2 separate regions of the Homo sapiens genome follow, and region 2 is linked to region 1. A link is an interaction called in ENCODE POLR2A ChIA-PET data of the cell type or tissue named here. Cell type or tissue: GM12878. All regions are shown on one strand.

The links. Peaks named below come from ENCODE experiments on the same cell type or tissue, not always from the same donor. Only the 100,000 strongest peaks of a DNase experiment are listed, where the experiment ranks them.
Region 2: POLR2A ChIA-PET joins it to region 1 with 5 read pairs; 1 of 35 experiments calls an interaction of 5 or more read pairs at or near these places.

Annotation. Positions count from the first base shown.
Region 1 is chr11:59,198,550-59,201,049 of GRCh38, forward strand. It overlaps DTX4 (deltex E3 ubiquitin ligase 4), which reads left to right. Exons shown (of 9, transcript NM_015177.2): 8 at 1,135-1,224. Among named protein-coding and RNA genes, the nearest start is that of MPEG1, 13 kb to the right of the region's middle. RefSeq lists an enhancer at 1,800-2,500. In GM12878, a CTCF peak has its summit at 1,899; DNase peaks (open chromatin) are centred at 1,492 and 1,862; H3K27ac peaks cover 2,410 bases.
Region 2 is chr11:60,682,999-60,685,498 of GRCh38, forward strand. The region is part of intron 6 of LINC00301 (long intergenic non-protein coding RNA 301); the gene reads left to right. The region is part of intron 2 of LOC105369321 (a long non-coding RNA gene); the gene reads right to left. Among named protein-coding and RNA genes, the nearest start is that of MS4A8, 15 kb to the right of the region's middle. RefSeq lists an enhancer at 1,000-1,049. In GM12878, no CTCF peak of the experiment used is centred here; DNase peaks (open chromatin) are centred at 1,143 and 1,393; H3K4me3 peaks cover 795 bases; H3K27ac peaks cover 1,454 bases.

The sequences.
Region 1 (2,500 bases):
AATGGAAAGCCACAGAATTTCTTATCATTTTGGAACCATGGTCCATAATAAGAGAAAAAGAAAAATCTGGGTTTTTTTCTTGCAGTTTTTTCATTCATTTGTTCTTCCACACTCGTTCATTTATTCAGGCAGGATGTATTTGCTGATCATCTACGTGAGAACTTGTGCCAAGAGCTGCATGGAAGTATCAGTTTTATACTGGTTGAATCTAGAAGGGGTTTTTAAAGAGGGTTCCATCCCTCAGGGGGTCAGGGATCCTCAGAAATTATAGACAAACCTTTGTATGGGGAGGAGGGGATTTGGTCATTGTTACCGGGAGAAAATTTGCCGCTTTTCATGAGCTTCTCAAAGAGGCCTGTGGACTCATTCTGGGCACTGATTAGGAAACCTGTTCTCACTCAATTGTGCTTCAGTTTTTTTCTCACCAAGTGGCCTGAGACTGCCTACTTAATAGGGTATTGGGTGGCAATAGTTGAAATGCTGTTAGAAGATTTTTAGTCCTGACTATCCCAATTCCTATTGTTAAAGAAGAAAACAAACAAAAACCCATGAGGACAAAGGAGAAAATCCACAAGAATCATTCAGAAAATTCTGTTGGCATGGCTCATAGCTTGGAGGCACTTTCTTTATTCTGAGTAGTTAAAAATCCAGAGTGTGCCTCAGGAAACCTGGGCTTCAATTTTAGCAGAGCCACTAATATTACAGAAGCCACATATCTTCTCTGCACTGCAGATTTCTTCTTTTGTAAGACAATAGATGATGAAGATGATGGACAATGATGTTAAACATTTACTGAGCTCTTACTACTCATCAGGCACCACTCACTTAACATTTATAACAGCCCCATAAGGGAAGGACTCTGCGTCATTCCTGTTAGAGAGATGGGGAACAAAAGCCCCAAGAGAGGGTTCCAGCTAATGCAGTGGGAGGTAGCAGCTCTGCATCCAAACCCAGGTCTAAGGACACAGAAACACGTGCTAAATGACCACTCACAGTGCTTTTTGGGTCTGTTCTCTGTTGAAGCTTTATGGGAATTATTATTGTCATTATTATTGAAATTAGTCACAGCCTAACCCCGCTCTTATCAGAAATATTTTGAAAAATGCCATTTGCTTGCTTGCTTTCTGCTTTCAGGGACCGGAACACCCGAATCCTGGGAAGAGTTTCAGCGCCCGAGGCTTCCCACGACACTGTTACCTTCCGGACAGCGAGAAAGGGAGAAAAGTAAGACCGGAAGTTTCCACATAGAACTAGGTTTTAGAATAGATCGGGCAGTTTACTTCTATGTCAAGGCCTAAAGTTTTGCTTCTTACAATGCACAGACCAAAGAGAACTGTGTCTCTTTTAAGTCTAGATGCACACAGTAACAAGGTCAAATTTGAGTCAACCATAGGTGGGGTGGCTACGATTAGAATTAGGTGGGTGGGAGTGGACATTTAGTTTGTGTATTAGCCTGTTCTCACGCTGCTAATAAAGACATAAATGAAACTGGGTAATTTATGAAGGAAAGAGGTTTAATTGACTCTCAGTTCCACGTGGCTGGGAAGTCCCCACAATCATGGCAGAAGATGAAAGGCAACTCTTATATGGTGGCAGTCAAGAAAGAATGAGAGCCAAGTGAAAGGGGAAACCCCTTATAAAACCATCAGATCTTGTGACACTTATTCACTACCATGAGAACAGTATAGGGGAAACTGCCCCCATGATTCAGTTATCTCCCACTGGGTCCCTCCCACAGCATGTGGGAATTATGGGAACTACAATTCAAGATGAGGTTTGGGTGGGGACACAGCCAAACCATGTCAGTTTGTTTCCTCTCTCGGGTATTAGTGGCAATAATTCATCTATTTTAAGATCCTGTGTCTAGAGCCCTGCTGCTTAAACGCTGGTCCTGGGACCAGCGCCAGTGGCACCACATAGGAGCTTGATAGAAATGCAGAACCAGAAGCCACTTCATCTTAACGAGATGCGTAGCTGATCTGACAACACATTGAAGCTGGAGAAACACTGGTCTGGGATAGGGATCTTAATATGTAGATTATTTTCTTTGTATGTACTTTCATATTATTTGACTTTTTCCCAAAAGGGCAGAGAAAACAATCATTGGGTTTCTGGATTCCTAGTGATTCATGATTAGGCTTCAGTGGTTCTATGAACTCTAAAATTAGAATAAAAAATTTATGTTTGTATTTCTATGGATGAGGCCAGAAAATCATTGGATTTTCAAAATCTTTCCCGATCTCAAAAGGAGTAGGAACCATTGATCTAAAGGGAGTATTGGGGGGAATATTAGACAAGATATATTTTAGTGAGCTTTCTCTCCAAATTTCCGCTGCTTACTTCAACAAGTATTTATTCGTCATGCACTTTGCTTGTCAGCAGCTATGGCTATGCTGTTGCTGTGGGTCAGTGTCTTAGTCTGTTCTGGCTGCTGTAACACAGTGCCATAGACGGGGTGCCTTATAAACAATAGACACTTATGTCTCACAATTCTGGAACC
Region 2 (2,500 bases), 1.5 Mb after region 1:
ATGGAATTTTCTCAACCTAAATATGGGCGTTTATTAAAAATTTATAGTTAACATAATACTTGATAAAGAGACACTGAATCATTTTCTTCTTAAGATAAGAAACAAGATATCTTGTCACTTACATTCAACATTGTATTGTAGGTTCTATCCAGGAAAATCAGGCAATAAAAAATAAAGAATTTAGTTTAATCAAGGAAAAATTAAAACTAACACTCTTTACAAATGACATTATCTGATCTCGTATAAAATGCTAAAAAAATCCATAAAAATCTAGTCGAACTAATAAATAAGTTTAACAAAATGGCAGAATACATGGCCAATATACAGAAACCAACTGTATTTTTGTATACAAAAACACAGTTACAGTAACATCAAAAGGAATAAATATACATATACTTCACATTCAGGAATAAATTTTTAAAAAGAAGTGCGAGACTTGTCTACCACAAACTCTAAAACATTATTGAAAGAAATTTAAGAAGATACAAACAAATGAAAAGACATCCCATGTTCATTGATAAAAGACAATATTTGAAGACAATATTATGATGGTAATACTCCCCAACCAATTTAACACAACCCCTGTTAAATTACAGCTGGCATTTTTCAGAAATTGACAAGCTTATCCTAACATTCATATGAACATGGAAAAGACCCAAAATAGTCAAACCAATATTAAAAAAGAAAAACAAAGTAGGAGGTGTTAGGTTTTGAAGGGAAGGTAAGGGTTAAAGAAAGACACACACACACACACACACACACACACACACACACACACACACATATAAAAAGGGCACCTCAGCAGCAAATGCAGGCTTTACATCCAGCATAAAACCTACAGAAGTGGGGAACCAGTGTAATGCCAGAGCCCACCGCTGCTTATAGCCTGGGGGTACTTATAGGTATGGGTGGGAGGGGTCTAGGCAGTACGGCTTGCTACCCAGCAGGATATTGATAAGATGTTCCCATGATGAGGTGGTTCTGGCCCTTGGTTTGGCAGAATGTCATTATGGTGTTCCTTGGACCTTTGCCCAGCAAGATATAATAGGGATGTTTCTTTAGTTGGGCCTTTGTCTGCCTTGTGGTCATGTGGTTAGGCAGAATGTTTCTCACGGCCCGAACTCCTGTGAAATGTTTCACTTTGACCAAGGTCTGCAAAATAGCAGAGAATTTACAAAATGGTGCAGTTTGGACTAACAGGAAGGCTCGCACTTCCTAGTTTCAAAAGTTACTAAAAAATTACAGTAATCAAGAAATTGTGGTGTAGCAGGATGAGCCGTGGACAAAACTCCACAGACACTGAGAAAGTGAAGGAAGTAGCTTTAATCAGCTGGAAGCATCGGCAGACTAGCGTCTTAAAATCCAAGCTTGTTGAGTGCACAATTTCTGTCCCTTTTTTTTTTTTAGCGCTCACAATACTAAAGGTTTCGCATGAAAGGGTTGTGATTGATTGAGCAGTCTAGGGTGGTACCGGACAGGGGCTGCAGCTACATGCACCAGTAATCAGAGTGAAACAGAACAGAATGGAAAATTTGTTGTATGTCCTTCCACACAATGTCTGGAATCTATGGATAACATCAGTTGCTAAGTCATGGGTTGAATTTTAACCATCAGGCTAAGGTCAGGCAGGCCCAGGCCTGGTTTTGGGTCTGGTTTTGGGTCTGGTGCCTGGCGCCAGGCTGCCTGCCTTTGGTTTCGCTTCCTTGTTTCTTCTTAAAACAGGTACTGAGTATAAAACAGTATAGAACAATATGGGGGGGTCTCTTTCTTTCTTCTCTCAGTGATACTGCCATAATGATAGACATAAAAATCAGTAGAATAGGATCAAAAACCCAAAAATAAGTTCATACGTAGCTACTTGATTTTTGACTAGCATGACAAGACAATTCAATGGAGAAATAGTGGTCTCTTCAACAAATGGTGCCAGGACAACTGGATATCTGCATACAAAAGAATGAAGTTAGACCACTACCTCACAGAATATACACAAATTAACTAAAAATGCATAGACCTAGATTTAAGAGCTAACATTACAAAACTCTTAGAAGAAAATACAGGCATAATTATTTCTGGCCTGAATTAGTTAATGGTATATTAGCTATCACACCAAAAGCATATTTAACAAAAGAAAAATCATAGATAAATTGACCAAGGGAAGAAAACTACAGACCAACATGTCTGATGACTACGGATACAAAAATCTTCAAAAAAAAAACTAGCAAACCAAATCTAGCAACATATAAATATGATTATACAACAGGGTCAAGTGAGATTTATTACAGGAATTCAAAGTTAGTTTAACATACCAAAATCAATCAATGCAATATATTTCATTAAAATAATAAAGGGCAAAAACATGCTCACTAAACAAAGTGATGAAAGGAAATAGATTGTAATGGCTGATGATTTTATCTCCTTACTTATCTATCTTCCCTAAATCCTTTCAAAATAGATAATTAATTCCAAAAACAAAAATCTGTAGTTTGGTGTCAACCTAAAA